Regions from separate parts of the Homo sapiens genome. Here region 1 is linked to region 2. The links are chromatin contacts, found by Hi-C or POLR2A ChIA-PET in ENCODE. All regions are on one chromosome and are shown on one strand. Each heading gives the region's core, a stretch centred on a gene start or an enhancer-like site at or near the end of the contact. The rest is flanking DNA. Distances are from core to core; before and after follow the strand shown. Region 1 has its middle 17 kb from the start of CORO1A. Region 2 holds the start of YPEL3-DT (YPEL3 divergent transcript).

Region 1 (2,700 bases), core at 68-2,567, 70 kb after region 2:
CCAGCCTGAGTGATGGAACAAGACTCTGTTTCAAATAAGTAAGTGAGTAAGTAAGTAAGTAAGTAAGTAAATAAATAAATAAAAGATGGATCAGAAGAAGGTGAGATGGCCTGCAGATTACTTAGGGGGTTCCTGCAATGGTAGAAGCAACTCAACTCAGGTAGTGTCGGTAGTGATGAAGAGAAAAGGGGAGATTCAAGGTCAAGACTCCTCACTCCAGGAGGCCCTCCCTGGGGTTCTAATGGGACATGCAGGTCAGAACCAGGAAACACAGAGACAGGTTTGTACCTCAGAGACAGGCTGAGAGTCATCAGAGTTTGCAATTGAAGCTGCCTATGTGGATAAGATAGTGTGGGGAGTTTGAGTGCAATAAGAAGAGATGGAGGTGCGGGACTCACGTCTGTAATCCCAGCACTTTGGGAGGCTGAGATGGGTGGGTTGCTTAGGGCCAGGAGTTTAAGACCAGCCTGGGCAACATTATGGGACCCCCCCCGCCTCTCCAAAAACCAGAAGTATTAGCCAGGCATGGTGTTGCACGCCTTTAGTCCCAGCACTTTGGGAGGCTGAGGCAGGAGGATCGCCTGAGCCCAGGACTTTGAGGCTGCAGTGAGCTGTAATTGCACCCCTGCACTCCAGCCTGGGTGACAGAACAAGACCCTGAATCTAAATAAGTAACTAAGAGGTGGAGTCCTGGGAGGACTCTGGGTGTAATGAGTAAAGCAGAGGAAGAGACACCCCACAGGGGATTGACAGAGAAAGCCATAGAGAAAGATGAGAACAAGGGGAGGGTGCGTCGTCGCATATTCGAAAGGAACATGTTCAAGGAGGAGGCATAGTCAGTAGCATTGGATGGACACCAAAACGTGTTTGCCTGATTTGATGACCAGGAAGTTACTGGTGGCCCTGCTGAGGGCAAATCTTTTTTTTTTTTTTTTTTAATGGAGTTTCGCTCTGTCACCCAGGCTGGAGTGCAATGGCTCAATCTCGGCTCACTGCAACCTCTGTCTCCCGGGTTCAAGCGATTCTCCTGCCTCAGCCTCCCCAGTAGCTGGGATTACAGGTGTGCGCCACCACACCCAGCTAATTTTTGTGTTTTTAGTAGAGATGGGGTTTCACCATGTTGGCCAGGGTGGTCTTGAACTCCTGACCTCAGGTGATCTGCCTGCCTCAGCCTCCCAAAGTGTTGGGATAACAGGCGTGAGCCACCGGGCCTGGCTGGTGAGGGCAAATATATGTGGAATGGCGAGGGCAGAAGACAGACTCAAGTAGGTGGAAAAGTAGGAAATGAGGAAGTGGAGACAGTGAGTGTCCACCACTCTCTCAAGAAACTCACATGTGAACAATAGGAGTGAAATAGGGAAGTGGTTTGAGGTTGCCAAGTTGAGAGAGGTTCCCCCTGCACACAGGAACCTGGGTGTGTTTTATATCCTGAAAAGAGAGGGTCTGCAGAGAGAGGCCTGCCAGTAGAGGAGAAAAGGGTGAAACGATGAGGTGAGATCACTGAAGAAATGGGAGGAATGTGTCCCAAGAGGGATCGGCCTTGGGCCCAATGAGAACCATTACTTTAAAAACATTTTTTTAGAGACAGGGTCTCCTTCTGTCATCCAGGCTGGAATGCAGTGGCGCAATCATAGTTCACTGAAGCCTCCAACTCCTGGGCTCAAGGGATCCTCCTGCTTCAGCCTCCCGAGTAGTTAGGACTACAGGCACATGCCATCACACGTGGCTAATATTTTATTTTATTTATTTATTTATTTATTTGAGACAGAGTTTCGCTCTTGCTGCCCAGGCTGGAGTGCAATGGTACAATCTCAGCTCATTGCAACCTCCGCCTCCCGGGTTCAAGCAATTCTCCTGCCTCAGCCTCCCAAGTAGCTGGGATTACAGGCATGCGCCACCACGCCTGGCTAATTTTTTGTATTTAGTAGAGACAGAGTTTCACCATGTTGGTCAGGCTGATATCGAACTCCTGACCTCGGGTGATCCGCCCGCCTTGGCCTCCCAAAGTGCTGGGATTACAGGCATTAGCCACCGTGTCCAGCCCATATTTTATATTTTGTAGAAATGGAGTCTCACTATGTTGTTCAGGCTTGTCTCAATCTCCTGGCCTCAAATGATCCTCCTGCCTTGGCCTCCAGAAGTGCTGGGATTTCAGGCATGAGCCACTGTGCCCGGGCAGGAGTGCTTTCAGAATGTGAGTCAGTGCTGACCCTGCAGGTAGATGGAAGATCAGGGCCACATGAGGAGGTGCCAGGCTACCAGAGCAACCTCTTGCCAATGAAACTGTTACTTCTTTACCTGGAGACTTGTGGGGGCTCCGTGCTACTCACTGGAGAAAACTCCTTGAGAAGGCTCTGTTTGAGGTCCCCCATGCTCTGCCCCTATGGACCTTCCCAGCATTCTGACCTTTCCTCTCACCCCAAGCATCTGAGGCCCCAGCCTTGGGGGACAGCTCTCCATTCCCTAAAACGTCATGATCTTTTCCTGCCTTCATCTGAATGGCTCTTCTCCCTCCTGCCTCTCTTCTTTGCTTGGCAGACTCCTATTCAATACCTAGTTCAGGCCAGGAGCAGTGGCTCACGCCTGTAATCCCAGCACTCTGGGAGGTGAGGCAGGCGGATCACCTGAGGTCAGGAGTTTGAGACCAGCCTGGGCAGTATAGCAAGACCCCATCTCTAAAAAAATAGAAAAATTAGACAG
Region 2 (2,700 bases), core at 72-2,571:
TTGAAGAGGTAGGCACGCCCCTGACTGCCCTGGAAGGACTAAAGGGTGAGAGGGTGGGAAGAGAGGAGGGGGTCAGGGCTGCCGGTGGGGAGCTGCCAGGCAGCCCCTATAGGTTCCAGCCCCACTGTGGCCTGGTTGGTTACCTTGGAGATGAGGTCGTCGTGGTTGGCCAGGTGAGCGCGGCAGTGGGCACAGCTATACCTCCGGTGACAATCATCCAAGTAGGCCTGAAACGTCTTGGGCTTTGAAATCCGCACCATGGCGGGGGCCGGGGGCAGTGGCCCCACGCGGGGAGCGGCCCACGGGGAGCAGAGGGAGCCCAGTGCCTGCCGGGGAGGGAGTAGGTGGGCTGTCAGGACCTGGGCCACACACATGCGAGGCACTCCCAGAGCCGTGGGGACTCGCTCTGTCACACTGGGCTGCTCTCTCCTTTCCCCAGAGCCAGCAGCCTCTCCGGGGACCAGAGGCGTCTCGGTTTTGACTCAGTGAGGAGGCCTCAGGTTGCATCCATGGGGAAACTGAGGCTCGGAGGTGCCCAGGGTGAGTCACCCGCCTGCTTCCGGCCTCACCCTTGCTGACCTGGCAGCTGAAGCTGGAGGAAGGGGCTTTGGAGGGGCTGGGCTGTCAGTTCCCAGTTTCGGGGGAGCATGGGCGGGTAGGCACTGGTTGGTCCTTGCGACCTCATCTGGAGAGCAGTGGGGTTCACTGGTGGTTTAGGGGGTTCATCGGGGAGAGGGTCCCCCACCTGGAGGAGGTAGGAGGCCTCGCCGTGAAGGTTGAGGGTCACCTAGGAGGGGAGGGGCTCTCACCTGCGGGCGCCAAGGCCTCCTCTACGCTCAGGGGCTCTTACCTGCAACGCGGAGCCTTACCTGGACTCCGGGGCTCACCTGGGGCGCGGGGGTGGGGGCGGGCGCCGGGGGAGGGGGCAGTCCTCGCGGGCTGGGCAGGGGCGCGGGGCGACACGCAGCCCTGACGGCGCGGGCCTCACCTCGCCTGGGCGCGCGGGGCCCGGTCCGCCGGGGTGGGCTGGCCTGGGAGTGGGGGGCGCTCCTGGCGGGCGCCGTCCCCCCCGGGCCCGGGTTCGCAGGCGCCTGGACTTGTTTACACCGAGCCCAGCTGCTGCCGCCGCTGCGGCGGGAGGGGGAGGGGACCCGCCTCCTGTCCCGGCGGCCGCCGTGGCCAATGGGCGCTCCGCATGCAAATGAGGGGGCGCGTCACACGGCGGCCGGCGCAGGCCCCGACCGCCCCTCCCCCGCCGCCCGCTCCCGCCGGCCCGGAAATGCGGCTGCGGCCCGCGCGCCCCAGGCCTGCTCGCATTCCTGCTTGTGGCCCGCGCAGGGGCGGGGTCGGAAGGTCTAGGCCGGGCGCGGAGCGAGGAAGCGGGTGGCGCTGGGACGCATGCTCTGGGGGAGATGAGTATAATGACCCGCGTTTGTCCGCCGCCCGTGCCCCGCTCAATCCCCGCATCAATCCCGTGAGGCCGTTTCTCCCGTTGGCTCCACTGTACCGGGGGCTGAGGCCCAGGGAGGTCTCGCGGCTCCCTAGGTTATCCAGCTAGTAAGAGGCGAAGCTGGAATTCTCACTGTGGGCCCATTCCATGGCTTTTGCCAGAGCGCCAGGGACACACTCAGTTCACCTTCTAGCAGGGAAGACCCAAAGATGCGCGCCCCTGGCAGCCAGGGCGTCGGACCAGGCAATTCCTACTGTCCAGCATCACCTCCTCCAGGCCTCTCGGATGCCTCTGTTGGGACAGCTAAGTTCCTCTTCAAAGACTCAATTTCCTGGTCATAAGCTGTAAACAGATTCTACTCCCGCTTTTTCTTCTTTGTCGCACGTCTACCCTATTTGGGAAAGTTTAAACCTTAGCCAATCGGGATCAGCTCAGATTGTGCGGTCCAACCCCCCAGCCAATGGGGAAAGGACACAGAAACAGGAACTGCGTTAGGGTTAAAAACCACTTCCCTCCTTTGTTGGCGGGTGCTCTTGGGATTGCAACCAGCGCAAGCAGCACCCTTCTGCAGAAGTAAAGATGCCTTGCTGGGAAGTCTTCTGTCTCAGTGCTGGTTTTTCTTGACTACACTGAGCACTTGTTTTCAACAAATTTGAGGGTCTTCTGGGATCCCATTCTCCTTTGGGAGGGGTAGCGATTACTTTTCCTCGTGAGACACGTCCCACTGCCTTGTTGCAGTGGCCCAAGGAGCGGAGGATCGGGTCCACCCAAAGTGAGGAATAAATCCGGACTTTCAGCAACGTGGGCAGGAAGGAGCCTTAAAATTCCCAGGCAAGTGGGTAACTCTGTGCACAGACCAAGGTAAGAAAAGTTGCTACTGGGGCGACAAAGTATTTCCTTGGTGGTTGGGGTCACTTGGAGGTTGAAAGTGCATGGCTGAGACATGTCAGTGGACACGAATCGAGTGTGGAGTCCAGACTTGGTTCCATGGTCACCTCATAAGGCTTAGGGCGGTTTTCCAGTCGGGGATTATACCGACCCGCTAATGCTAAGAGGGGCCTGAAATTCCCACGAGGGAAGCGGCCAAAAAGTACGAAGCGATTATTCATATGAGTGCAAGAAACCTCCAATGGGAAAAGGGAGAGGTTAAGCCCCTAGGAAATGGGCACCAACCTCCAGAATGGGAAATACCCCAAGTAAGACAGGGAGTACAAAAGGCCAAGCAGACAATAAAATTCCCCCTGACAGTC

Evidence for each region. A loop is a pair of places that touch in the nucleus more often than their neighbours do. ChIA-PET counts read pairs that join two places held with the same protein, here RNA polymerase II (POLR2A). Pooled maps may share reads with other maps.
Region 1: a pooled map shows a loop between it and region 2 (6-fold over the local background). The contact joins the enhancer-like site here to the promoter of YPEL3-DT in region 2. A Hi-C loop is called at or near these places in 2 of 168 maps with a recorded cell type or tissue (B cell and IMR-90) and 5 of 50 pooled maps. POLR2A ChIA-PET finds 5 or more read pairs at or near these places in 11 of 52 experiments (CD4-positive, alpha-beta T cell, K562, OCI-LY7 and 7 more).

The regions. Positions count from the first base shown.
Region 1 is chr16:30,165,059-30,167,758 of GRCh38, forward strand. No RefSeq gene overlaps it. Among named protein-coding and RNA genes, the nearest start is that of CORO1A, 17 kb to the right of the region's middle. RefSeq lists an enhancer at 1,028-1,287. Within about 2 kb of position 1,318, at least 6 of the 41 ENCODE cell types and tissues checked have a DNase peak (open chromatin) inside an H3K27ac peak, as active enhancers do; they include B cell, where a contact is called at or near this core.
Region 2 is chr16:30,095,109-30,097,808 of GRCh38, forward strand. It overlaps YPEL3-DT (YPEL3 divergent transcript), which reads left to right and starts at 1,322. Exons shown (of 2, transcript NR_135192.1): 1 at 1,322-2,311. YPEL3 (yippee like 3) reads right to left here and starts at 1,105. Exons shown (of 4, transcript NM_031477.5): 1 at 144-1,105; 2 at 1-38. The coding sequence starts at 374. RefSeq lists an enhancer at 925-1,531 and silencers at 1,002-1,351, 1,412-1,481, 1,502-1,551.